Linked DNA regions of Homo sapiens: region 2 is linked to region 1. A link is a loop called in an ENCODE intact Hi-C map of the cell type or tissue named here. Cell type or tissue: Caco-2. All regions are shown on one strand. Links, peaks and the distances in the headings refer to the core of each region. The heading gives the core; the rest is flanking DNA. Region 1 overlaps KLF3-AS1 (KLF3 antisense RNA 1). Region 2 holds the start of LINC02278 (long intergenic non-protein coding RNA 2278).

Region 1 (15,488 bases), core at 4,323-6,822:
TTTTTAAATCAGGTTCATCTAAAATCCACTTCCTTTCCCAGTCTAGATTTATGATAGTCAACATCTCCTTAAGATGTTCCACATCCTGACACTAGGGATATAATAAAGGTTGTGCCTTTTATTATTATTATTATTTTTTCATTTGAGACAGCATCTCACTCTGTCACCCAGGCTGGAGTGCAGTGGCCCAATCTCAGCTCACTGCAACCTCCACTTTTGGGTTCAAGCGATTCTCCTGCCTCAGCCTCCCAAGTTGCTGGGACTTCAGGTGCGTGCCACCACACCCAGCTAATTTTTGTATTTTTAGTAGAGACGGGGTTTCACCATGTTGATCAGGCTGGTCTCGAACTCCTGACCTCGAGGGATCCACCTGTCTTGGTCTCCCAAAGTGCTGGGATTACAGGCGTGAGCTATTGCGCCCAGCCCTGGTTGTGCCTTTTAAAGATGAGTGTGTGTGTGTGTGTGTGTGTGCATGAGAGAGAGAGGAGGAGGAGGAGGAAAAAGGAGCAGGAAGAGAGTGAATGGAGCCAAAACCACATTAGGGTGTGGCCCTGGGGCCCCTGCTGGCCTTTAGGCAAAGCCAGACACAAAGGACTTATTCTCTTTGCAAATGAAACCTGGAAAACAAGCACTTTTCCTTCTTTTTTTTTTAATCTCTTCCTGCCACTTTTACTTTACACTTTTAGGTTGTTGGTGTCAAAATCAATTTTCTTTCTTTTTTTTTTTTTTTTCGGGATGGAGTCTCTCTCTGTTATCAGGCTGGAGTGCAGTGGCGCAATCTCGGCTCACTGCAACCTCTGCCTCCCAGGTTCAAGCAATTCTCCTGCCTCAGCCTCCTGAGTAGCTGGGACTACAGGCACATGCCACCATGCCCGGCTAATTTTTGTGTTTTTTTTAGTAGAGACGGAGTTTCACCACGTTGGCCAGGATGGTCTCGAGCTCTTGACCTTGTGATCCACCCATCTTGGCCTCCCAAAGTGCTGGGATTACAGACGTGACCACTGCGCCCGGCCAATCCATTTTCATTTATTTCCCTGGAAACTTTACTCTCTGACACTTTAGGCTTCCTGTAAAACAGCAAAAGTGCCCTTTCTAGGGACAAAGGGAAACACGCAAAGTCTCCACATCCACTCACCAGTGATCCTCCAGACCATTCAACCAGACCCTGGGTTATGTTATAAAGAGCTATCTGAAACCGTGAAAACCTTGCCAAAGAGATTTAACCATTACGTTGTGTGTTAGAGGGAGCAGAATATGTGAAAGTTGTATGAAAGCTGCAGAAGTAGATGGGTACTTAGGGACATCCCTGTGCCTGTGTTATTCCATCTTTCCATCTTGTGACATCATTTTTATTCTTCCCTAGTCTGGGACACTCTCAGCAGCAGTTCTTGGCTTTTTTGTGTGTCGTTGTTGTTGTTGTTTTGAGTCTTATCCCTTTTCTCTGGCCGGCATTCTTCCAAAATACAAATATGCTCATATACAAGCAATTCTGCAAAGAATTTCGAGGACATGAAACATCTCCTAAGAGAGAGCCCAGGTAAAGAAGATCTAAACTAAGGTAGGAGTCCAGATATTTGCAGAAACAATAAACTTGACGGGTGTAATAAACATTGATAGTAGCTGCAAAATAAAGCCAAACTTCATATTTGAGTATTGGAAAAAAGAACTGCTTATCCTGGGTTGGTCTTTTCAGATACATTCGTCTCTATATGGATAACAAAAGTAACCATATGTGATATCGTTTGGACATTTGTTCCCTTCAAATTTCATGTTGAAATCTGATCCCCAGTGTTTGGAGGTGGGGCCTGGTGGGAGGTGTTTGGGTCATGGGGCCCAAACATGAATCTTGGCTTGGTGCCTTTCTCTTGGTAATGAATGACTTCTCCCTCTATTAGTTCCCTCCAGATCTGATTGTTAAAAAACAGTCTGGCAACTCCCTTCTCTCTCTCCTGCTCCTCCTCTTGCCATGTGATCTGCGCACTCCAGCTCCTCTTCACCTTCTTCCATGAGTGGAAGCTTCCTAAAGCCCTCATGAGAGCAGATACAGGTGCCATGCTTCTGATACAGCCTACAGAACCATGAGCCAAATAAACCTCTCTCTTTCTCTCTCTGTCTCTGTCTCTCTGTCTCTCTCTCTCTCTCTCTCTCTATATATATATATATACATTACCCAGCCTCAGATATTGAGTAGCAATGCAAAATGGACTGAGACAATATGTCATCAATATACCATCTTTTTTCAAAAAAAAAAAACACAAAAAAAACAGTCTCACTGTCACCCAGGCTGGAGTGCAGTGGCACAATCATAGCTCATTGCAGCCTCAAACTTCTCGGCTCAAGTGATCCTCTTGCCTCTGCCTCCTGAGGAGCTGAGAGGATACAGGTGCATGCACATCAGCTAATTTTTTTTTTTTTTTGAGACAGGGGTCTCACTATGTTGCCCAACTTGGTCTCCAACTCCTGGGCTCTAGCGGTCCCCCCATCTCAGCCTCCTAAAGTGCTGGGATTACAGGCATGAGCCACCATGCCTGGCCTATCACCATCATTGAATACAAAAAATGACTGTATCCAGGAGATAAATCATGGACAAGGCACAAAACTGATAATGAGATTTTCTCATCAAAATATTGACACTATTACAAGTGTATACATGGGTAATAAATGAATAAATTATCTTGCCCATCAGAGCCCCTCAACTGAATTTTTTTTTTTTTTTTTGGAGACAGAGTCTCAATCTGTCACCCAGGTTGGATTGCAATGGCGCAATCTTGGCTCACTGCAACCTCTGCCTCCCAGGTTCAAGCGATTCTCCTGCCTCAGCCTCCCAAGTAGCTGGGATTACAGGCACCCACCATCATGCCTGGCTAATTTTTGTATTTTTATAGAGATGGGGTTTCACCATGTTGGCCAGGCTGATCTCGAACTCCTGACCTCAGGTGATCCACCCACCTTGGCCTACCAAAGTGCTAGGATTATAGGCGTGAGCCACCGTGCCCAGACCCTCATCTGAATTTTTAAAATCACATCCTTTGCATCATTTATTTCAGTAGCTGCTCTACCCTCAAAGTCATTCTCAGCCTTGCTTTAACTTCAAAGAATTCTGCATATGTCATCTTCCTTAGATCGCATCTATTTCAAACCCTTAGCTAGTCCAAAAACCATGTAGCCACAAGTAATCATAAGATTACTGTCATCCTAGTAACTTTTGCCATTTTCAGAATGACTGCTATGTGCCAGCTAGGCTTGTAGCACCTCAAATGTATTATGAACATGTACTAAATCTTTACAACAGTGCTGCTCTGTAGATAGCAGTATTTCCATTTTAAAGAGAGAATCCCAGCCAAGTGCTGTGTCTCATACCTATAATCCCAGCACTCTGGGAGGCCGAGGAGGACGGACCACTTGAGGTCAGGAGTTCAATACCAGCCTGGCCAACATGGCAAAAACCCATCTCTACTAAAAATACAAAAAAGTAGCCGGGCATGGTGGCGCGTGCCTGAAATCCCAGCTACTGGGGAGGCTGAAACATGAGAGTCACTTCAACCCAGGAGGCAGAGGTTGCAGTGAGCCCAGATCGCACCACTGCACTCCAGCCTGGGCGACAAAGCGAGACTCTGTCTCAAAAATAAATAAATAAATAAGAGACAGAGAATCCCAAGGCTCAGACAGAAGTAATTTTCTAGGGGTTATGGAGCAAGGAACTGGCAGAACTGGGTTCAACCTTAATTTCATTTGACTGCAAACTCTCCCTCTTAGTCCTGATGGTTGGTACCAGGGTGCCATTTTTCCAGATGAATCTTAAAATTACAGAATTCTCAATTTATATGTGTTCTTAACCTTCTTTGGCTCAATGAATATTCGAACAGAAAAGGATCTTGGAGGCAATTTTGCCTGACTCTCACACTTTACAGATGAGGAAACTGAGACTTGGCTGCGGTAGGTTACTGCTCCAGTTATGGCCTTCCCTTTTCTGGTTCTGAGGAGGCAGGACCCACTTCCTTTGGGAGGTGATTTCACGCTTCTGCTAGCATAGCTTTAAGTGCACCAAAAGTCTTTATGCAGACCTTTGAGGACCTTCCAAAAGGAGCATAAAAAGTCCAGAACATGTCAATGACCCAAGCAAAGGAGACCCATACTCAGATGGCATCTACTGCAAAGGGAATAGAGCAAGTTTATTCAATCCACAGCCCTCAGCCTGCATGTGGCCCAGGAAAGCTTTGAATGTGGCCCAATACAACTTCATCAACTTTCTTAAAACATTATGAGATTTTTTTTGCGATTTTTTTTTTTAGCTCATCAGCTATTTTAGTGATAGTGTATTTTATGTGTAGCCCAATACAATTCTTCTTCTTCCAATGTGGCCTAGGGAAGCCAAAATGTTGGACATCCCTGGAATAGAGCAATCCAAGATGTGTCCCACCCCACTCCCCACAGGGCAAGCCAAGGATGTTGGCTGATCCACAAAGCTGGTACAACAACAAAACAAGACATGCAAAATTCCAGCAAAGGAGATCCAAGAAACCAGCACCTGCATCCCAGAGCAACTTCTAAGGACAGCAATGACATGCAGCCCAATTAAGCAGGAAATTTCAAAGCCCTCCACTTTAGGTCCATAGCAGCTGGAATGAGGAAGAAAAGGACAAATCAGTGCTCAATAGCTTGCCCTTAGATTTGTTATCGAGCTAGAATAACAAGCAGTTGTCATATTTCAAGTGTGTTTTAAAAGTCCTGAATCAGATAACTATCATGCCTTGCATTGTTCTTGAAAATGCAAAAATAGAAAAAGGAAGAAATTATCTAAGAGCAATAAACCAAGGAAACAGAGACCAGGCAGGGGTGGGGCTGCAGATCATCACTACTGATGCTTATGAACATTTACTACATGACAATAGTTACTACATGACAGAGTTAGACACAGTTCCAATCTCTCTGTCCAAGAGAAAGAAAGAATAAGAGAATAAAAAATGTAGCTATTTAAAAGAATGTAACGAATTAATAACAATAGAATAAGAGAATAATGTAACTAATGAAAGAATGTCACATTTGTATTTTCTAAAGAAGGCAGTTTAGGGTGACCCTAATGTTTTTCAACATTAATTTTTTTACTTTATTATGTTGTTAGGGAACATCAAAAACACAAAGTACTGTACTAAATATATCACATGTCATAAAGACAGTACACATTGGGTGGGTCAATGACTGAGGCTTGCCTGAATTAGCTTTAATTGATTCACTTAACATCTCCAAGCTTTTCCGGGCTGTTTTGTAAGTAAGTATGATTATATACAAGGTGATACATAAATATTTAACATAAGCATATGTATATATCTATACATACACATGCATATGTATATATCTATATGTATACATGCATATCTATGTACACACACATATGTGTATGTATGTATATGCATGTGTGTGTATGTTTTTATATGTAATATATTGAGACCATTTGACATACCCAGGTACTGAGCCTACCATCCCACTGAATAAGTTAATTTACTGGGCTCTCAGAGTATGAATCCTTAGCCTTCTCAGAGCACATGCACTGTTTGCTCAATCTGAAAACACGTAATTATTTAACTTGCCTTCTAAAGTAACACCACACCCTGGATATGATGCAAGACCCAGCATTACAAGATAAGCTCTGTCTCAAGTTTCTGCTCGTTATAGTGCCTGAAGTATTTACTCATATGCTCAGGGACTGAAGCAGAAGTAAACAGTCAGGCCAGTATTATAGGGACACCTGTGTTACAAAATTGACTTTCTTATATTGTGAAAGCAATGAATGAAGTTCAGCAGGCCTCCTGTAAGGATGCCGATTCAGCCCACATCACCTTGGTCAAACAGGACTTCAGCCTTATTGCCGCCCTCCCTAACGCACCCAGGTCAGTCTACTTTCCTCAGGTATCTGATCCAAGCTACAAGTCATGGGTCTCCGCTGCAGCACCTCACCTCCTGTTTATCTTCTGTTTGCACCCGTCTTCGGGGAAGTTAACCTTGCTTTCTGTCAATGTGTGCTGCCCCTGGATCTCCAAAGAGGTTTCTGCATGGTGTGTTTAACAGGACTGGACTCTATCTTTACAATTCTACAAAATCAGGCCAGGCGCAGTGGCTCATGCCTGTAAACACCTAACACTTTGAGAGGCCAAGTCAGGCGGATCACCTGAGGTCAGAAGTTTGAGACCAGCCTGGCCAACATGGTGAAACCCCGTCTCTACTTAAAAATATAAACATTAGCCAGTTGCAGTGGCGGGCACCTGTAGTCCCAGCTCCTCAGGAGGCTAAGGCAGGAGAATCGCTTGAACCCAGGAAGTGGAGGTTGCAGTGAGCCGAGATCATGCCACTGGACTCCACCCTGGGCGACAGAGCAAGACTCCATCTCAAAAAAAAAAAAAAAATTCTACAAAATCACTTCGTTTATGACTCCCTCTCTAATTAAACAGAACACGGTGTCCTGGAACAGAGACTCAGGTACAAGTTTACATTTCTATTAGGCTTGATGCCTCATATCTTCCCCACAACAGGAGTACTGAGATTTGATATAGCTGAGTGATTAAGAGCAAGAACTTGGAGAACTAGTTAGCCAGGGTTTGAATCCCGGACCACCACACACTAACTGTGCCTCACTTTCCTTACCTTTATTTTTATTTATTTATTTATTTATTGAGACAGAGTCTTACTCTATCACCCAGGCTGGAGCGCAGTGGTGCAATCTTGGCTCACTGCAACCTCCACCTCCTGAGAATTGAGGCAATTCTCCTGCCTCAGCCTCCCAAGTAGCTGGAACCACAGGCACGTGCCACCACACCCGGCTAATTTTTCTATTTTTAGTAGACATAGGGTTTCACCATATTGGTCAGGCTGGTCTCAAACTCCTGACCTCAGGTGATCCATCCAGCTTGGCCTCCCAAAGTGCTGGGATTATAGGCATGAGTCACCACACCCAGCCTATTTATTTTTTCTTTGAAACAAGTTCTTGCTCTGTTGGCCAGGCTGGTGTGCAGTGGCCTCAGCACAGCTCACTGCAGCCTTGATCTCCTAGGCTCAAGTGATCCTCCCACTTCAGCCTCCCAAGTAGCTGGGATTACAGGCATGTACCACCACACCTGGCTAATTTTTTGTGGTTTTTGTAAAGACACAGTTTTGCCATGTTGGCCAGGCTGCTGGAACTCCTGGACTCAAACAATCCACCCACCTGGCTTTCAGAAGTGCTTGGATTAAGGCGTGAGCTACCACACCCAGCCTTCCTTACCTTTAAGATAGATAGATAGGTAGGTAGCTAGGTAGATAGATGGAAGGATGGATGGATGGATGGATAGATAGATAGGTAGATAGACACAGAGATAGATACATACATAGACAGATAGACAGACAGATAGACGGATGGATGATAGTTAACCAAAGTGCTCAGACTAGTGCCTGGTATGCAATAAATGCTACCTAAGTGCAAGCATAACAAATATGATGATAATGGTACTTCCTATCTGCCTTGGTGTTCAGGAGAGGATGAGGAGGGACGGGGCCACCCCCGTGGTAAGCAAGTGAGGGCATCCCTGAAGTGGCTGCAGCTGTGCTGCACTGTTCCGTTGTCTCCATGGAGGGCCTGACTTGGTGTGACCAGCTCTGCACATTTTCAAGAGAAAGCAAAATCCAAATTTCTGGATTTTAAATTGTTGGTTTACATTTTTAAAAATTAGTGTTTGAGCCAAAGAAAGCATGTCTAGAAGCAGATTTTTTCCCTTAAGTCACCATTTTGTGACCTCAGACACATATGAATCTATAATGTGTGGGTTTCCATTTTTCTTTGCTTATCATCCATACTTCTTTCTCAGCTGAACACCCCAGGGGCAAGAGAAAGCACACAGAAGGCACTCAATGAAACCCAGCTGAACAATGACCTGGTTTGTTAATAAACAAACACCAGTGGGCTTTTCTGCAAGAAAACAATGAGTAACAGTGTCAGCTACATTTAGGAACTTTTTTTTTTTTTTTTTTTTTGGTTGGAGTCTGAGTCTCACTGTCACCCAGGCTGGAGTGCAGTGGCTCAATCCCGGCTCACTGCAACCTCCACCTCTTGGGTTCAAGTGATTCTCCTGCCTCAGCCTCCCGAGTAGCTGGGATTACAGGCATGCAACACCACGCCCAGCTAATTTTGTGTATTTAGTAGAGATGGGGTTTCACCATGTTAGCCAGGCTGATCTCAAACTCCCGGCCTCTGGTGATCCGCCTGCCTCGGCCTCTCAAAGTGCTGGGATTACAGGCATGAGCCACTGCGCCCGGCCTAGGACCTTCTCTTAAAGTGCATCTTTAGGTCAAAAAACCAGGCCCTGGGAGCACACATCTGAACAAGATGCAGCCCCTGATTCTGAGGAACTTACAGACTTGTGGGGGACACAAAAGTGCAGACAACTGGCTGGGCGCAGTGGCTCATGCCTGTAATCCCAGTGCTTTGGGAGGCCAAGGAGGGCAGATCACGGGGTCAGGAGTTCGAGACCAGCCTGACCAACATGGTGAAACCCCGTCCCTACTAAAAATACAGAAATTAGCTGGGCGTGGTGGCGCACACCTGTAATCCCAGCTACTCGAGAGGCTGAGGCAGGAGAATCACTTGAACCTGGGAGGCAGAGGTTGCAGTGAGCCGAGATCGTGCCACTGCACTCCAGCCTGGGCAACAAAGCGAGACTCCATCTCAAAAAAAAAAAAAAAAAAAGCGCAGACAATTGCAATGTTTACAAAACACATTGGCATACATTATGTCATTTCACATCATGAGAACCCACTGCAGTAGGTACCGCATGTGATTTTATACCCAATAGAAGAGAAACTGAGGCACAGAGAGGCTAAGTAACTTGTCCAAGGAGGCTAAGTAACTTACCCCACTAGTAAGAGGAGTTGTAACAAGAACCAGTTCTGCATACTCCAAGCCCAGGGCTCTTTCTGTTGCATTCTAATGCTCCAGCATAATGTGCATATTTTCCGGTGCCTGTGATACTAGCAACATCAGACTCATTAACATGGCCGATATCCTGTGAGCTGAAAGAAGGCACTGATAGCATCATGGAATGCAGCCCTTAAACACACCTGAGAATAGTTAGGAAAATTTTTTTCTTCTCATGGATTACAATTTCCCTTCTACCAAAAAGAATTTGAGGCCACTTGCAACAACATGTAATGCTGTTTTTAAACAGTTAAAAGAACAGGTGATGAGGGGAAACGGAGATGAAATCGCTGCTTCAGGAAATCAAAGTTAAGAAGAGGCAGCACGAGTGGGCACAGATCGTAGCTCTGAGCCTCCTGAATGACAAGACAAACTGGGAAGTGACAAAGTTCTTGTTGTCTATAAAAGGAGGCATACTAATTTTAAGTTTAGCATATATTATCACCGTTTGTTCTCTAATTTCTAAAGCACATAGCAAAAATCCCTATTTTGGAAAACATTGATTAAAAAGTAGAGCATTTGGCCAGGCGCAGTGGCTCACGCCTATAATCCCAGCACTTTGGGAGGCTGAGGCAGTGGATCACTTGAGGTCAGGAGTTCAAGACCAGCCTGGCCAACATGGTGAAACTCTTGTCTCTACTAAAAATACAAAATCAGCAGGGCAAGGTGGAGTATGCCTGTAATCCCTGTTACTCTGGAGGCTGAGGCAGGAAAACCGCTTGAATCCAGGAGGTAGAGGTTGCAGTGAGCCGAGATTGTGCCACTGCACTCCAGCCTGGGCAACAGAGTGAGACTCCGTCTAAAAAAAAAAAAAAAAAAAAGCAAATATATATACATATATATATATATATATATATATATATATATATATAGAGAGAGAGAGAGAGAGAGAGAGAGAGTATTTTATTAAAAAATTGATGTTATATTTTTAAAGTCTATAGTTGATCAGAAGATTTTGTAAATTTATCAAGAACATACTCCCTAGCCCATGGTCACCAATATTAATAGTCTGGTACATCCTGCAAAGGAAAATGGGACAACTGTCATCCAATTTAGAAGGATTGTATAGGAAAATTTTAGAACTGTAATTTTGGGGAAAGGATAAGCAAAGTGTCACCTTTGTGCACACACTTCTTCAAATTCTTAACTGGATGAATGATAGCTGCAGGAGCACTTCAAACACAGGATGACACACAGCAGCTCTGAGCACATTTCCTCCACGCACTCATTCAGCCAGTAGATTCTGAGGGCTCACAGAGCAGGCATTCACACACGGTCCTTAAAGGGTGGAAACAGCAGTGAACAAAAACCTGTGCCTTCACCATGCTCTCCCATGATAAAACACAGTACGTTGCACAAATTAAAGATGGTTGTTCTCATCCAAATCAGTTTTCCTAAAAAGGCAACTGTGTTTAGGACAGCCCTGTGTTACTGCAGACGTTGAGACAGATCCTTGGCTTTTGCCACAGCACTACCTAGAGCATAGGAATAGCTAGAGAAAAAGGAGGAGCAAACCTCAATCCATAAACAAGGCTGAGGCCTAGATCCCACCCTTCTGAGATCACTATGGATGGAGGGTGGGCCTACCTTCTGCTGCAGAAGCAGCCAAGTACCTCTTTCAGTCTGATGGTGTAGTTCTCTTCTAGAAATGGCTTTAAGAAGTAGCAAGAAGAAGAAAGCAAGCTACAACAGCCACAGAAGCTGTTAGCCAGATTAAAAAAAAAAAAGGAAGAGGGGAAAGACAGGTTTTTAAAACCCATACAGGCATTCATTCAACAAATATTTATGAAATCTTCACTGTATATACAAAAGGCCCTGGGGAAATAGTGGGAGAGAGGGAAAGACATGGTTCTGCCCTAGTGTCTCTTCCAATCTAGAGAATCAGATGTAGAACAAGTAATCAATTCTTTTTTTTTTTTTTTTGAAACAGAGTCTCACTCTGCCGCCCAGGCCGAAGCACCGTGGTGCAATCTCGGCTTACCGCAACCTTCGCCTCCCGGGTTCAAGTGATTCTCCCACCTCAGTCTCTCAAGCAGCTGGGATTACAGGCACCCGCCACCATGCCTGGCAAATTTTTGTATTCTTAGTAGAGATGGGGTTTTGCCATGTTGGCCAGGCTGGTCTCGAATTCCTGACCTCAGGTGATCCACCCCCCTTGGCCTCCCGAAGTGCTGGGATTACAGGCGTGAGCTACCGTGCCCAGCCTAATTCTTTATTTAAAAGTAGGATAGCTACTAGTGAGAGGTGACAGCGTGCTGGCAGTCCTCAGAGCCCTCACTCGCTCTCGGTGCCTCCTCTGCCTGGGCTCCCACTTTGGCGGCACTTGAGGAGCCCTTCAGCCCACCGCTGCACTGTGGGAGCCCCTTTCTGGGCTTGCCAAGGCCGGAGCCGGCTCCCTCAGCTTGCAGGGAGGTGTGGAGGGAGAGGTGCGAGCAGGAACCGGGGCTGCACGCGACGCTTGCAGGCCAGCTGGAGTTCTGGGTGGGTGTGAGCTTGGCGGCCCGCACTCGGAGCAGCCGGCAGGCCCTGCCGGCCCCAGGCAATGAGGGGCTTAGCACCCGAGCCAGTGGCTGTGGAGGGTGTACTGGGTCCCCCAGCAGTGCTGACCCACCGGCGCTGCGCTCGATTTCTCCCGGGGCCCTAGCTGCCTTCCCAAGGGGCAGGGCTCGGGACCTGCAGCCCGCCATGCCTGAGCCTCCCACCCCCTCCGTGGGCACCTGTGCCGCAGGAGCCTCCCCAGCAAGCGCCGCCTCCTGCTCCACAGCGCCCAGTCCCATCGACCACCCAAGGGCTGAGGAGTGCGGGCGCACCGCGAGGGACTGGCAGGCAGCTCCACCTGCAGGGGCAGTGCGGGATCCACTGGGTGAAGCCAGCTGGGCTCCTGAGTCTGGTGCGGACGTGGAGAACCTTTGTGTCTAGCTCAGGGATTGTAAATACACCAATCGGCACTCTGTCTCTAGCTCAAGGTTTGTAAACACACCAATCAACACCCTGTGTCTAGCTCAGGGTTTGTGAATGCACCAATAGACACTCTGTATCTAGCTAATCTAGTGGGGACCTGGAGAACCTTTGTATCTGGCTCAGTGATTGTAAACGCACCAATCAGCGCCCTGTCAAAACAGACCACTGGGCTCTACCAATCACCAGGATGTGGGTGGGGGCCAAATAAGAGAATAAAAGCAGGCTGCCCAAGCCAGCAGTGGCAATCTGCTGGGGTCTCCTTCCACATCGTGGAAGCTTTGTTCTTTCGCTCTTCGCAATAAATCTTGCTACTTCTCACTCTTTGGGTCCACGCTGCCTTTATGAGCTGTAACACTCACCGCGAAGGTCTGCAGCTTCACTCCTGAAGCCAGTGAGACCACGAGCCCGCTGGGAGGAATGAACAACTCCAGACGCACCACCTTAAGAGCTGTAACACTCACCACGAAGGTCTGCAGCTTCACTCCTGAGCCAGCGAGACCACGAACCCACCAGAAGGAAGATACTCCGAACACATCCACACATCAGTAGGAACAAACTCTGGACACACTGCCTTTAAGAACTGTAACACTCACCGCGAGGGTCCGCAGCTTCATTCTTGAAGTCAGTGAGACCAAGAACCCACCAATTCCGGACACACTAGGAAGAACGATTGGAGATTGTGAGCTATAAAAAAGCAAACTAACCTAGTGCCAAAGATACCAGAAACTCCTTTACCCATTCCAACTCACCTTCCCTCCCTCTCTGGCACACACACAAGTGGGCACATACACAGGCATACACAGTCACAATATAATCAAGCTCCTACTATCTTCCTTTTTCAAGAAGACTACTTTGGGGCTGGAAATACTAAGGATGCTATTCTTTCTAGATGTTAGGCCAACAGGCTGCAAACCTGGAAAATCCCATGGCCAATATTCCTACTCTGAGCTAAGATGCAGTTGGGTCTAGAGAAAAAAAGAAATATTGGCTGGGCATGGTGTCTCACGCCTGTAATCCCAGCACTTTGGGAAGCCGAGACGGGCAGATCACCTGAAGTCGGGAGTTCGAAACCAGCCTGGCCAACACAGTGAAACCCCATCTCTACTAAAAATACAAAAATTAGCTGGGTGTAGTGGCGTGCGCCTGTAATCCCAGCTACTTGGGAGGCTGAGACAGGAGAATCACTTGAACCCACGAGGCGGAAGTTGCAGTGAGCTGAGATCATACCACTGCACTCTAGCCTGGGAGACAGAGTGAGACTCTATCTCAAAAAAAAAAAAAAGAAAGAAATATTTAGACAATTGCTTCTTCAAATGTCTTCTAGATCTTTGAGTTTATGGTGCTTGACCCTATTGATACTTAATTAGAACCTCCAATAAGAACTTGCAGGGGAGCACGATGCTGAAAGTGAAAATGACAGCTTCCCGTTGGACTATGTGCTGATTTACAGCAGTTCAGTCTCAGAAAAGGAAAACTACATAAAAATAGAAGATATAACAGTGAAATCAAAAAATTAAAACTTAGAATCTGCATATACTGAACTTTCATTGGCTGTCAAATTATATTAATCAACAATGTCAAGTTGAAAAAAAGCAAATGAAAAACAAATAAGGAACATTATTTGTACAAAGCATTGAGCTAGTCAAATTTTATCACTTTTTAGTTATATAAGTACAATATAATTGTGGTAAATAAAATTAGAAAATTTAGACAAGAACATAAAAAATAAAAATGCAGTTGACCCTTGAACAGCACAGGGATTCGGGGTACCTATCCCGCACAAATCCCGCAGTCAGAATTCTGTAGATAACTTTCAATTTCCCAAAAACTTAATTACTGCCAGCCTACTGCTGACCAGTAGCCTTACCAATAACATAAACCATCAATTAATACATATTTTGTATGTTATATGTATTACATGCTGTATTCTTACAATAAAGTAAGCTAGAGAAAATGAATTGTTACAAAGAAAATCATAAAGAAGAGAATATATATTTACTATTCATTCAGTGGCAATGGATCAACATAAAAGTCTTCATCTTTGGCCGAGTGTGGTGGCCCGCGCCTGTAATCCCAGCACTTTGGGAGGCCAAGGTGGGTGGATCACGAGGTCAGGAGTTTGAGACCAGCCTGGCCAACATGTCGAAACCCCATCTCTACTAAAAATACAAAAATTAGCTAGGTGTGGTGGCACGTGCCTGTAGTCCCAGCTACTCAGGAGGCTGAGGTTGCAGTGAGCCAAGACCACTTCATTGCACTCCAGCCTAGGAGATAGAGTGAGACTCCGCTCAAAAAATAAAATTAAAAAAACTCGTCATCTTCATAGTCTTGATGTTGAACAGGTTGAGGAAAAGGAAGAAGTGGGGTTGGTCTTGCTGCCTCAAGGGCAACAGAGGAGGAAGAAAATCCATGCGTAAGTGGGCCTGCAGAGTTCAAGCCCATGTTGCTCAAGGGTCCACTGTACAGCCATTTTAATAACCAAAGTACTTTTCATTAAGTTACTGTAACAAAATGTATTTAACCAATTTCCTGTTATTGGACATTTATTTCTGATGTTTAACACAAATGCTTTAATGAACAGCTTTATACATACATCTCTGCATAATGTATCTCTCATTATTTTCTTATGATAAGCTCTTAGAAGTGGAATTTCTCAGTTGAACAGTATTCAGATGTTAAAAAGCAGAATTACAGCAATAGCCAAATTCAGTCATTTAAATTCTTTTTTAAGGTGCTTACAGCATCTTCAAACTTAGTAAGCATTCAAAAATTGAAAGAGAACAGTCTTTATTTTCATATCAAAGTCAATAATAACATTACATATATTTAATATATAACTTCAGAACTCTGACATTTCTTAAAACCTCACCAAATACTGACAGACAGTAATACCATATGGTTACAGACGCTTCTGAGAGAGCAAGACTGTTTCCAATTGCAATACAACAAATATGTTAACTGACTGGTTCATTTCTGAATTTAAAATGCTGAACAGAAAACCAATCACACCAAATATAGACAATATTTTTTAAAGTACACAACTGCACTACATACCATAGCAGGAGGACACAGGACTGAAACATGTATTTCTTTGTTTGGTCTATGGGCAAAGTCATCATCTCTCTGGATCTCAGTTCTGAGGGTAAAGACACAAGAGCTAGGGTTTCCAGACTTTTAGAATTAATAGACCAATTAAACTAAAAAAAAAAAAAATCAAGAAGGAACTAACAACTAATGCAGGGTTACCAAGGAAATAAAAACACAACACCACCACATACTAGCATATCATCCATAAATAACCTTAAAATGGGAGGAGGGCAACATACTCTCTGAATAAGAAACCATCATTAAATGTAATGCATTTATCCTGATTTTTATTTTTTTGTCTGCTCCATTGCTCATGTTTTTCTCATTTTGCCCTGGAGTGTGAAAACTGTGCCTCAGACTTGTACTAGTCCCCCAACTCTTGATTGAAAACAACCTCCCTAGATAACTTCTAAATCCTTTCCAGATTATAAAATGCTGTGTTTTGTGATTCCAAATTTTAATTTAGGTTCTATGTAAAGAAGTCATTTGCAAGGCCTTT
Region 2 (15,488 bases), core at 5,832-8,331, 50 kb before region 1:
AGGGAGAAGACCTTGAGTTATTGCCCCAGAGAGTTGCTGGGCATCACTTGCCCTGTCCAACTTTGTCCACTCTATGCCAGCTGCCCAGCACTGGGAGAGTCATCTGCCACAGTAGAACAGACTTTTCTGTCACCCTCCTCAACAGCAGATGGCCGCTCTGCACTCATCCGTGTCATACATCATTGCTGAGTGAGACACCACCAACCACTGTGCAAATCACTAAGCGTCTTTGCCTCCAACTCTGTGGTAGGCTGGGAATTATGCCTGCGCACTCAAATCCACTCTATTTCAATAATTTTTCAGCTAAGGGGGCTCAACTGAGCATCGTGACAATGGTAAGGGGTGGAGCTAGGGGCTGTCAGTGGGATTATGGTTAGATTTTTAATTAGATGGGGCATTTTAATTAGGTTGGGCAAAAGCTTTTTCAAGGAGGTGAAAGCATTGTCTCCTCCGGCGAGCACGTCTCTGGCTTATTTAGCTTCCTTGATTCACAAGTTAGTCCCTCTTGAAGTGTTTTTCTTGTACTTTGTTTATTTGAGGCTGATAGTCTGGGCATGGGGCCCAGTTTAATATAATTTTTACTGTTGCTACCACATCCCAAATTCTATTGAGATGGTTGTTATCATTGTTGTTAAGACACCTTACAGTGTCAATTACCAAGGCCAGGTGTACTCCCATACTCCCCCCACCCCAGCGCACCCCTTTTCTTTTCTTTTTTTTTTTTTGAGACGGAGTCTCGCTCTGTTGCCCAGGCTGGAGTGCAGTGGCGCGATCTCAGCTCACTGCAAGCTCCGCCTCCCGGGTTCACGCCATTCTCCTGCCTCAGCCTCCCGAGTAGCTGGGACTACAGGAATCCGCCACCACGCCCGGCTCATTTTTTGTATTTTTAGTAGAGACGGGGTTTCACCATGTTAGCCAGGATGGTCTCGATCTCCTGACTTCGTGATCCTCCCGCCTTGGCCTCCCAAAGTGCTGGGATTACAGACATGAGCCCCTCCGCCCGGCCCCCTTTTCTACTTCACCTATTAGAAATGAAGCTGATGCTTACTCCCGTGCCATTGAGACAATGTGCGTTTGTGACTCTGTAGCATAGCAAAGTAGATATTTGGTAATTATCTGGATAATTTGATTGCGATAGGGAAATAGTTCCAATCACTTAGGTCCTAGAGTTTATCTGTGAGTCTAAAGAACATGAAATCTCCCCCCACATTGCTTATAATTTCCTCTGAGTTCTATAAATACATAGGATGCTTTTACAGCAAATTTCCCTCCCTAATTATGTTTTACATAATCTAATACATTCATATTAGTTTGCCTCCTCTAAGCATATAGCAGCCAAAAGATACCTTGGCTGGAAGGCTAGAGAGGGAAACTGACCACAGTGCATCATCAGTGTAGAGTTAACAGCTGACAATAATAATATAGATTCAGCACTGACAAAAGAAAGGAAATAGTGCAACATTTGGTTTGAAAAGTGTGTGTGTGTGTGCGCGCGCGTGCGTGTGTCTGTGTGTGTTCCAGTGTTCCATTTGGGTCAGACCCTTAGCATGACTTTAGAATGCAGGCGTTTAAGGTGAGGGATTGTAATAATAACCCACTTCAGGAGTGTGGACATTAGCCAATAGACATGCACCTCTGGCTTCCCGCCAAGACCTGAGGTGGAGCCCAGGCCTGGGCTTGTCCACAAGGTTCATGTCTTCAGCAGATACAGTCTTGCTGCAAAGTTGTACTGCACTAACAATGAGACTCACTGGAAAAATAAATAAAATGCTTTAAATGTTTAAATGCATTTCCAAGTATTCATCTTCCAAATATTTAGACCCTGAGCCAATTTGGGCCAAGAGCCCAAGCTTCCTGTACATGCAGGATGGTTCCAGCAATCTCCTGAAGATCAGCAAATATGTAACAACTTAAAATATCATCCTCTCAGAGCCAAAAGAATAATTCCCTAGGTATTGCTCCAGGAAATCAACTTGCTGTCTCTGTCCGAAGTCCTCCTTCATAATGTCTGTAGGAACACATTAGTTTTAGTAACTTTAGTAACTTCTTACAAAGGCCTCCATGAGACCATGGTCTGTGTCCGCTGTGAGACTCCAATATAAACAGGAGTGGGAAAGGAGATTTGAGAGTAGAGACGTGTAGGATGAAAAGGGAAAAGGGAAGAGAGAGAGGTGCAGAAAGAACAAACAGCCTATTGAGGATATTGGTAGCCATAGAAGGTTTTGATGCCTGCACCAAGTCTCGAAGGGTAAGTCTGAGTAAACCAAGGTTGTTTGGTTTTGTTTTGTTTTGTTTGCTTTTTTACCAGAGGGGAGGGGTGTTGGAAAACGACTTCCTTTTGCATTTAAATTTCTCTAAATTCAGTAGTCAGGTAATTTATTCTCCTTTTTCCAGCCATATCCATACTAAAACATTTTATTTTCCTTTTTCTTTCTAAGCCACCACAGCAAAAAGAAAAAAAAATCATAGCACTGCCAAGGAATTTATCTACTTCTAAAGTTCAGCAATCATATCTTTATCTAGGAAGCTCCACAAAATAAAATAAATACTTTCCATGTAGATTTTGATTCTAGGGTACCTGTATTAGTGTTTTGTTCAGTCTTCCTCGTGGACTAAGTAGAACAGTGAAGTTGAATCTTACATGCACTCAACTTTTGTAAGTTCAATTATATACGAGACAGAGAGAGAGAGAGAGAGAATGAATGTTGGTCTTAAAAAGCATGTGCCCCAGAGTGAACATGAGAAATGAATCTATTGTGCCTGAACTGACTGCATGCTCATAGATAACTCACCATGCAGTCTCTTGCTTAAAATACACATTTCTCATATACATGACCCCAAAATTCAAGCAAACTGCTTCACTGATACTCAAACAAGAAAACAGCCCTGCTTTCCAATGATGGAGGGAAAACTGGCTGAGAGACAGTGTGCCAGTCTCTGACATGACACCTCCCTAAGAGAGTTGCATGAGTAGTTTTGATAACCTGTGATTTTCATCTTGGGGCTGACTTTAGAACCTGACCCTCTCATCAGCCACATCTCTGCTGAATTAACCCCCCTTGGCAAATGCAAAAGTAAAAAGAAGTGGGATCATTTTTCCAATATCTCTGAATTTGTGCCAAGACTAGAAACTTTGCTTTCTCAAACTCCATGGCCAACCACAAAGCACATTGCAATCTCTTTAGCCTTTTCACCAATTTGGAGTACAAAAATGGTCCACAGACAAAAGCCACAAGAGACAGGGAGCCATTTGTTCTTTTATTCACCAAATATTTGTGGAGTGCTAATGATGTAACAGGCACAGGATTTAGTAGGGAGCTACTGCTGAATGAAAAGAGTCAAAAGCCCTACTTTTGACTTGGCAATTATCAAGCTAGCTTGGTAACCTACTGTTGACTTGGCAATTACCAAGCTTGTTAGCTTGCTGTGTGACATTGGAAGAATTACTCGACCTCCCTGAGTTTCCTTTGCCTACTTCACCAAAAAACGTGAAACAATACGGCACATAAGTCCTAAGGTTTCTCTCAGTTATATATTATGTGAAATTGGCTTAGAAATATTTTTTAAAACTTGAGAGAAATATAACAAACTTCCTTATAGCAACGTTTGTCTATTACTAACAAGCACTTTGCCCCGGTAGCCTTTTTTCTCAGCTTTGCTCCCCAATGTTACGGTCAATTTCACCACCTATCTCTCTTCCACATGCATCGACATTAGCTGCTCCCCGTCTCCCACTCCTGGAGCTTCCAGTAGACACATAAACGAAATGAAGGGGTTTCTTCCTAGGTTTTGTTCCCTGTCATAGTTGCTGTTGTTCAAGCCCTACCAGAGTGATTCAGGCTTCAGTGTTTTGATTAAAAGTAGTGATAGCCATGTTGTGGACAAAAGATATGGAAATAGATCTCTTGTATGATTAATCATACTTTCGGTTGTGTAAATGTTTCATTTTCAATGACTACATCATCGGTAATATGACTTTTGTGTTATATCATCAGGCATGTGGACCTGTTCACACTTAGTTATTGAATTTGGCATAATAATGGCTTAAGCACCAATTGTCTTTATCCCATCTAACTGAAGGAGTAATAATAGCAAACATTTGGTTACTCTGGGGGGAAAAGTTCTATAAAATGCTTAAATGTTTGTGATACTATATCAAGGAATGTTAGCCAAATATTACTTTCTGCAATACCCACTTCTTAGTTGTTCTATTCAATCAATAAATGAATATTGGAAGAAGGCCTACTCAATCAAGAGTTGTGCTTAATTCACCCCACCGAGCATTCAGGAGAAGACCAAGTAGAAGTGTACAATTTCCTGAAATAAGAGGAGATATGGTGGCAAGCCAGGGATGCCTCAATTTGAGTGCCACTTTTGTAGGTAGCTAGATGTTTGATCCCCAAGTAGCTACTCTGTCATTTTGAGCTTTACATTCTCCACAAGGACTTTAATAACCCCTGCTTCATCTTCTTCACAAAAATTTTGTGAGGATAAATTGATGATGTAAAAAAAAGAGGAAGAAGTATCACATGTACATAATGCTTACTTGCCAAGCATTTCATATATATTCACTTATTTAATTCTCATAACAACCCTGTTTTATAAGAGACCAGTCATTGAGAGGTTAAGCGGTTTGTTAATAAAAGGTGGAGTTGGCATTCAAATTGAGAAAGCATTCATACTTTTATCCCCTATATGATAATAAATTATACAGAGGTAGCTACTAAAATATATTTAATGCATAGAAGGGAAGAAACAAACTTTTTTCACCCTCTCCCACTTTTAACGGAAATGTGGAGGTGGGAGAAGATAAATATCTGCAATAGTTTTAATGCACACTACATGATTAAGATGACTTTGCTGGGTTAATAACAATATGTTTCACATTCTGTAGTTTTTCTCACAAAGTTATAATGCTTTTGATCTATCAGGTTTAAAAATATCATGCATTTATGCAACAATTCCTTATTTTCCTCCTGAATTTGCATGCTAATGAATTAAAATATTTTTTTAATATCACGACACTACGAATTGCTGGACTCAAGGGAATCTAGTATCTCTCGCATTCTGCCTGCTTCTATAAAGCAGGCTGAAACTTGAAAATCAAAGACACCAGCAACCTTCCAGCAAACAAAGGCAGTCATTATGTTTTCTGCACTTAGGAGCTTTTACTCTGCCAGGCAGATACAGAGAGCACTCATCTCTTTCCAACTCCCAAATCTCTTGACTTCCTCTTTCTCCTTCTCTCTGGCCAGGGCCTTTTGAGAGAGATGGCCAATAAGCCCCTTGTTTCAAATCTTTGCAGGAACAAGTAGATGCTACTCTCAGTGTCCACTAAACCATAAGTCCTTTGAGGATACAGGAAGACATCCACCAATCTCAAGATCAAAATGTGATAAGAGGAAGTCTGCAAGCAAAGAAGATGTTACCCACCACCACCTCTTACAGAAATGGCAGAATCTCTGGGAATAGTAAGCAGTTTATTCTATTCTTGCATGTTATATATACTAACCAAAGGTTCAGGAAAAATACTCTCCACTTAGTTTTACCTTTTAAAATATTCCTATTGTACAACAAAGTACACTATCAAGAATTGGGTATTGGCCAGGTGCGGTGGCTCACGCCTGTAATCCCAACACTTTGGGAGGCCGAGGTGGGCAGATCACTAGAGGTCAGGAGTTCAAAACCAGCCTGGCCAACATGGTGAAACCCCGTCTCTACTAAATATAAAAAAAAAAAATTAGCCGGGTGTGGTGGTGGGCACCTGTAATCCCAGCTACTTGGGAGGCTAGGGCAGGAGAATCACTTGAACCTGGGAAGTGGAGGTTGCAATGAGCCAAGATCGTGCCATTGCACTCTAGCCTGAGCAACAGAGTGAGACTCTGTCTCAAAAAAAAAAAAAAAAGAATAGGGTATTATAATACATATTCTCTCTGAACCTCATAATAGCCTCATTCTATTCTACACTTGAGAAGGATCCAGTGATAGGATTTGAACCCAGGTTCAACAGATTCCAAAGCTGCCCTTTCCTTAACAACATACTGTCCCTGCATGGATTCCAGGGATCAGAAAATAGTCACGTATGATCATATTTCTTTTTTTATTCTATGTTCTAAAATATGTATAATTGTACATTATCAGGAAAATAACAAAAAGATCTAAAGAGAATAGGAGGAAAGTTATCTGAATTGTTCAGGTTTTAATCACTAAAAGCAACACATCCACACCAAACACATTAAAAAAAAATCTCCTTTGAGTTTACAACTCTTGTGATGTTTCCCCAGCCTTGACTGCTAGGAAGAAGCAATTGCATAAGCCCAGAAAGGGCTACCAATAGACAACCAAATCAACATAGAAGGTAAACTTGCAAATAAAATGGTTTAAGATGGGATTGACTGCCGGAAAATCAGAGCAGCCATCTCTTTTTAACATGTCAGTACATGTCCCAAACAGTGTCCTCCAACCTATAATTTGCTTGTATAGTCCAGTCAAGAAGGACTGACTGCCCAAGGGCGTGGAACTGTGTCTTCTCTCTTGCCAACCCCTTTCTTCCTCCCACTAACAATCCAGCAGATTTCAGTCTCAAAGACAGGAGTTTAGACTTGATAGCTCTACACTGACCCTATCCCATCCCAACAAACCTAATGTTTGTATCTTCACTTCTCTGCAGATGGTTTTCACAAAGAAAGCATTCCTAATCACTCAGGGGGAACTAGGTCACCACCACAAATTGTCCTCCAGTTAAAAGCATGAACTCTTCTGGACACGAATTCTCTTCTGAGTGTGAGGATGCCATGACTGTGATACAGGGTAAAGTGGGATGGAGTGCTTAATCCCCAAGAAAGTCCATCAGGAATAGGAGAAGGCCAGTTTAAGAGCATTTAATGTTGTCCAACAAGTCCAACTGAAATCGGGAGTGGTTAATCCTCATAAATATAATATCTATCATTAGTTATTCAGGAAATATGGGAAGTCAGTACCAAGTCAGATGGTCCAAAACACGCAAGTCAATTAAGCAGCCTGAAAGAGGTGACACGAGGCATGAGTGATGCCCAAAGAAGGTGACACGCCCAGTGTAGCTGGTTACAAAGCAAGCCTCCTGATAGCTGGATGTGTTTTGAAATACTTGTAAAGTCCTTGGTAAGCATCTCCTATTCTTGTGATAAATAAACACTACCAAGGAAAAAGTACTAAACCACTCAACTGAAGTTTGAATTGATAAAGAATGGTAATGTGCACAATACTGAATGACCTTGGAGCCTCTTTGATCTGTGCGTTTCTATATTCAGCTCAAGGTCCCATTGAAACCAAGGAGTTTATGTTTGGGCCAATAAATAGAGCTAATAAAAGTTCACCCTTGGACTGGGACTCTTTGAATGGCTGGAACATGGGTCATTTATGGTGTTTGATGACTGTGAATGCCAACAAAACTACTACTGAGTATATATGGCTTCTTTTACACCCTAGATGAGAAAAGCCTGCCTGTAGCATGTAGGAGAGTAAAAAAGAGAATAAGCAACCTGATGCCACATATTGAAATTTCATTTGACAAATATGCATTGAATATCTACTATGTGGCAGACAGCCTTCAAGCAGGAGGGATACACAGATGAACCAAATGTAGGCCCTGCCTGTGAGACTCCAGACTGGACAGAATGCACTTAAGTCCACATAGCAGTAATACACGTCGGACTGTGAGGATGGCTGAGCAGAAGGAAGAGCAAGGAATTCTCTATGGGAAGACTCTGGAAGGCTTTAACAAGGATGTGCTCTTTAGCTGAACCTTAAAGCATGAGTGAAAAAAAAGAGCAGAAAAAGGTGGTGTTTTGAGCAGAGAACAGACACTGAGCAAGAAGCAGAAGAGCAGAGGAGCCGAGAAAGCTGGACAGAGTTCTAGAAATGTGGCATGGAAGGAATGAAAGGTCTGAGGAGGGAAAGGAGGTCAGGACCAACTACGAATGGTCTGGAATGACTTGCTACACGTGGATTTGACTTTATTTGTAGGCCGGGGGGTTGTAGAGGTTTTATATTTTTATACATTTATTTTTTAATTTTCATATTTCAACAGAGCTTGTTTCAAGTAATTCTTATGTAAAACATGAATGTATACAACAAAAACAAGCGGGTGATGTTTCATTAGTACAAACGTGCTTTTATAATCTTAACTTTATTAAGCTTGCTTATTCTTAAGTTAACCAATGAGAACAATTCTAATCGTCTGCACATGAGTCAAGATTTTGCACTCTGTGCAAGTGACTGAAAACTCAATTCAAACTAACTCAGGAAAAAAAAAAGTGGGGGAAGGGAGGAAGAAGATTTATTACCCATATAAATCCAGGAGGGGTTCTGGGATTCAGGAATCAGTTGATTGTGGGGCTGAAAGAATATTATCAAAGCTTCAGCTGATTTCTCAGCTCCATGTCCCCTCTATAGTAGCTGCTTCATTCTCAACATGAGCATCCTTGGTAGTCCCCAGGAACGCTGGGCTTAGAATCACCTTTACAAGCGGCAATCTTCCTTTCCTACCAAAGCCCACCACAGTCCCAGAACTAAGCCTCAGCGACCTGGCCCGCCTCACATGTCCATCCCTGAACCTGTGGCCAACACAATGGTGTATCCCAAATGAGCATGGTGGGTCCTGCATACATCCAGGTCTCGAAGGAAAATCGAGCTGCTGTCACCGGAAGGAGGATGCACAGGAAAAAAAAAACACAGTTTATTCTATTTTGACCAATGTGAAAATTTTAAATTTAGGATAAGGGATTGCAGGTTTATACCAGTTTTAACACTCACTTTGTTTCTGTATTTTATTTGCACAGTATTGAGAAAATTCTGATTCATTACTGGTAACTGTTTTTTAAATAGCATACCTGTTTAAATTACACCTGGAACATTCAAAATAGTCTTAAATTAAACTTGTGCCAAAGTGTAAGTAGGTTGAAAGTCTGAGCAATGGGAAGTTTTATTTCAAAGTTTAATTCTACAAACAATCTCCTCTGTTAATTTAAGTGTTCACTGGGAAGATGTTTCTCAAATGTATCTATAATATCTAACAAGAAATTCAACAATGTTACTTATTTTTTAAACTTAGTATCTCAGTAACTATTGCTCAAAGCTTGAGTGTGATAAAATTAATGTTTTGCTCTTTGAGTCATAAAGTTAGGTTTCAACTTAATTGCTGGCATGCTATCAGCAAATGTAAGCATGGTGATATTGCAACTTCACATTGCCAAACTGAACTCATTCAGTTTCTTGAAAAACATCAGCAAGTTTATGCAACTCTGTTATATCAGAGAACTATTTGCTAAGTCTCATTTGGGATACAATATTTAGTGATTTCTTGTCTCATTTGAAAGAGTAATAACAACACCTTGCCTCAAGACAGTTGGTAAGTGTACTTTCCCAGGAGAAAGTACACTGTGGAACCCACAACCCAATACATTCCCAAAAACTATAAAAAGGCTGAAATTGGAATCTCCTGTCTCATTAAACTGACAATGTAAAGGAAATCGCTAATCACTGTTTTTGCTTTTGTTTTTTGAGACGGAGTCTCGCTCTGTAGCCCAGGCTGGAGTGCAGTGGCGCAATCTCGCTCACTTGCAAGCTCCGCCTCCCGGGTTCACGCCATTCTCCTGCCTCAGCCTCCCCAGCAGCTGGGACTATAGGCGCACACCACCACGCCCGGCTAATTTTTTGTATTTTTAGTAGAGATGGGGTTTCACCGTGTTAGCCAGGACCGTCTCCATCTCCTGACTTTGTGATCCTCCCGACTCGGCCTCCCAAAGTGTTGGGATTACAGGCGTGAGCCACCGCGCCCAGCCTAATCACTGTTTTAAGAGATGCTCATGTCACCTTAATAGCAAGTGCTTTTCTGTGCAACTTGCCATGTCTTATTCAAAATCACATTTCACCAAGAAAATTCCTCAGCACTTTGCACCACTTCATCCCATTCTGCATAGCCTTATTTTCCTAATTGGGCTAACATGACTCTTTTCTTAGCCTGAGAGCCCTGCAAGGGCTGGAACTCTCTTATTATGTGCTTTCTCTCCATTGAGCTTACTAATGTATACTCAGAGCTTAGACTGTAAATGTTTGGTGAATAAATTATGTATGTATGTATGTATGTATGTATATTTAATGTGTTTTATTTACAAAAAAAATTAAAGGAAAATTTTCACCAAGCCATTGTTTCAAATAAAATTCTTTTTTTTTAATTTTTTTTTTTATTTTGAGACAATCTCACTCTGTCACCCAGGCTGGAGTGCAGTAGCGCAATCTTGGCTCACTGCCACCTCCGCCTCCTGGGTTCAAGCGATTCTCGTGCCTCAGCCACCCAAGTAGCTGGGATCACAGGCATGTGCCACCATGCCCAGCTAATTCTTGTATTTTTAGTAGAGACGGGGTTTCACCATGTTGACTAGGCTGGTCTTGAACTCTTGGCCTCCCAAAGTGCTGAGATTACAGACATGAGCCACCACACCCAGCCTCAAATAAAATTCTTGAGATTAAGAGTTTTTACACCCCTTATAAATAGCACACAAAACAAGAAACCAAAAACTTATCTCCTCTACAGAAATGTTTTGCAATGGCTATTTTGACCCCAGGACCATTTACATTCCTCATTCATTCATCAAACAGTTAGGAAGCACCTACTACATGCTATTAAACTGTCCCCATTGCTGAGGATATCTTCTGAAAGACATTAAATACAGTTTTTGACCTCAAGGAGTCTAGTCAGGGAGAATCATAGAACTCAAATCATCATCATGCCACCTGATGTGTGCCATAAGAGAGATACGAATATTACGTGGTGTTGATTAGGCTCTTTCGGGTTGCCAGGAAAAGAGACGTGCTCTGGTGACTTGCATTAATGTGGTTCATTATGAGGAAGTAGGGAAGAACAGGAAGCAGTTTTAGCAGCTGCCTGGCGGGTCTGGCAGAGCCAGGAATGTCATTCAGGACATAGTATACCTCCAGCCACCTGTTCTTCTTGACATTGCTTCAACGGCAAGCATCTGTTGCTCCTTCTCTAGTGCTCTGCCAGTGTGATGACTCAGCCACGCTCTGCCCTGCTTTCTCTGCTCGTGCTGCTAAATCCTCTCTGCATTCCTTTTCTCTCCTCCATGGCTCCCGCTTAGTTGTGGCTCCTACTGCCGTGTGGATATGGCTTGCAGACTCCTCTCAGGACGTCTGCCTTTTTCGGCCCAACTTTTTGGCTTAGTCCTCTGATAAGTCTCAAATTCAAAATGTGTGAAAGAGGCTTTGTTTGACTGGCCACTCATCATCCAGGGTACAGTGACCTCGCTGGGTGGAGCTCTGGCATCAGCCGCTGGCCACTGGACTCTCCATGGATGGCTGCCTTTGGGTCGGGCATCAGTTCTCAGTTCAGTGCACCATAGCCAGGGAAGCAGGGTCCTGGCAGAAATCACATCCACCCACGCAGAGAGCACTGTCTGCAGCAGCTCTCATCCCAAGAGTGGTGTGGCAGAGGCTGGCACTCATGCCAGCGCTGACTTTCCTCCAGCATGATGTCCCAATGTATTGATTGCCATCCTAACTTTGACTGTGTCAACCATTCAGCTTTGCTACAAATCATGTCAGAGCTATGACAGATATTTGAAAACACATTTTTAGAGCTATTTAAAATAACCAAAAGTTCACTTTGGGAGGCCAAGACAGGCAGATCACCTGAGGTCAGGAGTTGGAGACCAGCCTGGTCAACATGGTGAAATCCCATCTCTACTAAAAATACAAGAATTAGTCGGGCATGTTGGCAGGCACCTGTAATCCCAGCTACTTGGGTGGTTGAGGTACGAGATTCGCATGAACCTGAGAGGCAGAGGTTGCAGTTGGCTGAGATTGCACCACTGCACTCCAGTCTGAGTGACAGAGTGAGTGACTCTGTCTCAAAAAATAAAATAAAATAACCAAAAATTAAAAACAACTTGAATACCAGAGGAAAAGAAAATACTTGAATAAATTTTAATATATTTGTAAGGAATATCATACAACTGTTCAAAAATATGACTTGGAGAACATCGTGACAAGGGAAAATGCCCACTGATATACTGTTCAATAAAAGTCAGTGTATGCAAGTTATATAGTATCATTACTGAATTAATTATACACATTCACATATAGAATATAGAGAGAATAAACTGGAAAGATAAGCTGACAGTGACTGTTGATGGTGGGATGATGTGTGAGTTTTATGTTCTTTCTTATGCATTCATTGTATTTATTAACCTTTCAAAAGCTAAAAAAAAAAAGTAGTTCTCAATTATAAGATATAGAAAGCAGTATATAAGACCACATTATTTCAGTAGGCAAAGCCCATAAATTGGTTTGACAAAAAGTACAAGATATCTCGGATCCCATTTCCAGTAAAGAAGCAACATTTCCTTTCTTATTCATGACTATATTAGCAAAGAAAACAAAGATGACAATGAAATCAAAAGCATGACAGAGTAACAGGATGCACAGTGCCTACTCATGAACCCTGGGCTGTAGCTCTTAGGAGGATGTCTGGGTTGTCAAAGTACAATTCTATTTGGTGGATGGAACATGGGAGATGGCCTTCGGAAAACTATAATCCAACAGGAAAAAATGGAAATAACAGAAGATAATACAAAGGAGTATGGGAGCCCAGAAGACATGGTTAACTCTGCCTGTGAGAGGGAGGGGAAAATTTAGAAGGTTACCAACCTTTGAGCTGAGGCTTAAGTGATATTTATTGAATTTTCAAGGGAGTCCCGCAAAAAGGGGCACTTTTCTTCCATACTTGAATTATCAGCTGATTGAGAAATAAGATCAGAGAATAGAGCAGATGGGAGACCAAACTATCACATTTACTTGATAAAGTTGATATCGAAGAAGACTTTATAGCTTCAGGTAAGGTAAGTGGGTTTCCAATTCTGAACTCAGAAATAGACAGATTTATCCATCCAGTATTGCTAGGCCACAGCAAGCTTTATAATGGAGGGCAAGGCCCTTGGAAAACCTACACAGCAGAATCAGAGGAGAACACGTGTTCTCAACAGGCAGACTTACTCCAAGAAGAAAAGGAGAGGAAGAAGCTGAAATGCACACGCCTAATGTGGTGGGCTGAGTGTGCCCCACACACCCACACATACTATGCGTTTATATAGAGAAAGACATACATACACATATAGAAAGAGTCTGTAAATGTGAGCTCATTTAGAAAAAGGATCTTTGCAGATGTAATTAAGTTAAGGACCTTGAGATGAGATCATCCTGGATTAGAGTGGGCCCTAAATCAAATGGCAGGTGTTCTTAGAAGATAAGAGCAGAAGACAGACAGGAGAAAGCCTTGTGAAGATGAAGGCAGAAATTGGTGTGATGCATCTACAGGTTAAGAAACCTGGATTCAAACCAAAGATTTCAGAAACCCAGCACCCAAAACCAGGAGAGAGGCAGGGAATGAATTCTTCCTTAGAGCCTACAAAAGAAACCAACCCAGTCCACACATTGATTTTGGACTTCTGGCCTCCGGCACTGCAAGAAAATCCATTTCTGTTGCTTTAAGTTACCCAGTTTCTGGTAATTTGTTACAGTAGCCATATACTCAGTTTCTCCTAAACTCAGCAGGCTGTGAGTGGAGAGAGGAGGGGAAGGACAGATTATTCCCCAAGTGGAGCTTCCTCCACCTAGAAAATACTATGAGTGGGGAAGACACATCTCATTCAAAAATAATAATAAAAGCCAGTAACATTTTTCAAGTGCTTGCTAGACCAGCCACAGTTTTGAGTGGTTTTATAAAGACTACACCAGGGACTATGTAGAAGAAGGGAATTCTAGGCCAAGGGGAAAAGCTCTGTGGGGTTTCCCCATCCCACACACTTCCTCATCTATTCCTATGCAACTTCCACCCATTTCATGGACATTTATTTGGTCAAGGACAAAATACTTCCCACACACTTCCTCATCTATTCCTACACAACTTCCACCAAGGACATTTACTTGGACATTTACTGTGATTTACAGCTTTGAATCTTCAGGTATCCTACATCCTCTGATAACAAAAATACAGGCAGTGTTTGTTTAATTATAAAATTTTTATAAATATCATATAAGGCTTATGAAAAACATGGGCGTATTAGTCAGTGTTCTGCAGAGAAACAGAACCAACAGGATGTATATAAATAAATAAACAAACACACATACACACAGAGAAAGAGAGCGATTAAAAGCTTAAAATAAGGAGTGGACTCACCTGATTGTGGGGGCTGGCAAGTTCGAAATCTGCAAGGCAGGCCAGCAGCCTGGAAACCTAGGGAAAAGTTGATGTTGCAATCTTGAGTTCAGAAAAAATCTGGGGGTAGAATTTCTTCTTCCTCAGGGGACCTCAGTCTTTTTTCTTAAGGCCCTCAACTGACTAAAGGAGATTCATTCACATTATGGAGAGGAATCTGGTTTCCTCCAGGTCTATTTATTTAAATATCAGTCGCATGTAAAAAACACTTTCACAGCAACATTTCGGCTAGTGTTTGACCAAACTAATGTTATCATAGCCTAGCCAGGTTGACACATAAAATTAACTATTAAAATGGACTTTTTTATCTTTTATTCATTTTTTACATTGTGGTAAAATACACATGAAATAAAATGTATCATCTTAACCATTTTTAAGTATCCAGTTCTATGGCATTGAGTGCATTCACATGGTGCAACCATCACCGCCATTCATCTCCAGAACTTTTTTCATCTTGCAAACTGAGATTCTGTACCCATTACACAATAGATCCCCATGTTCCTCTCTTCCAGCCCCTGGAAACCACCATTGTCCTTTCTGTCTCTGTGAATTTCACTACTCTAAGTACCTCATATGAGTGGGATCACACAGTGTTTGTCTTTTTGTGACTGGCTTATTATACCTACCGTAATGTCTTCAAGGTTCATCCATGTTGTAGCATATGACAGGATTTCTTTCTTTTTTAAGGCTGAATAATATTCCATTGTATGTATAGACCACATTTTGTTTCTCTGTTCATCTGTCACTGGACATTTTGGTTGCTCCCACCTTTTGGCTATTGTGAACAATGTTGCTATGAGTATTGGTGTATAAGTCTCTGTTCAAATCCCTGTTGTTAATTATTTTTTGTGTGTATGTCCAGAAGTGGAATTGCTGGCTCATATAGTAATTCTATGTTTAATTTTTTACTGTTTTACTATGTTATAGTCAGCATTTTAAAATTTGTATCAGGGCCGGACATGGTGGCTCATGCCTGTAATCCTAGCACTTTGGGAGGCTGAGGAGGGTGAATCACCTGAGGTCTGAGGTTCAAGACCAGCCTGGCCAACATGGTGAAACCCTGTCTCTACTAAAAATACAAAAAATTGGCCAGGCATGGTGGCAGGCATCTGTAACCCCAGCTACTCAGGAGGCTGAGGCAGGAGAATCACTTGAACCCAGGAGGCAGAGGTTGCAGTGAGCCAAGATGGCGCCATTGAACTCCAGCCTGGGCAAC

Evidence for each region. Peaks named below come from ENCODE experiments on the same cell type or tissue, not always from the same donor. Only the 100,000 strongest peaks of a DNase experiment are listed, where the experiment ranks them.
Region 2: a loop joins it to region 1, with 13 times the contacts of the local background. A loop is called at or near these places in 6 of 110 quality-filtered maps.

The regions. Positions count from the first base shown.
Region 1 is chr4:38,615,544-38,631,031 of GRCh38, forward strand. It overlaps KLF3-AS1 (KLF3 antisense RNA 1), which reads right to left. Exons shown (of 16, transcript NR_171644.1): 3 at 14,957-15,038; 4 at 12,496-12,559; 5 at 10,059-10,219; 6 at 8,879-9,036. Among named protein-coding and RNA genes, the nearest start is that of KLF3, 41 kb to the right of the region's middle. RefSeq lists enhancers at 6,585-7,437, 9,033-9,202. In Caco-2, for the core only: no CTCF peak of the experiment used is centred there; a DNase peak (open chromatin) is centred at 5,878.
Region 2 is chr4:38,563,782-38,579,269 of GRCh38, forward strand. LINC02278 (long intergenic non-protein coding RNA 2278) reads left to right here and starts at 222. Exons shown (of 3, transcript NR_146991.1): 1 at 222-335; 2 at 5,306-5,471; 3 at 6,671-10,179. In Caco-2, for the core only: no CTCF peak of the experiment used is centred there; a DNase peak (open chromatin) is centred at 7,060.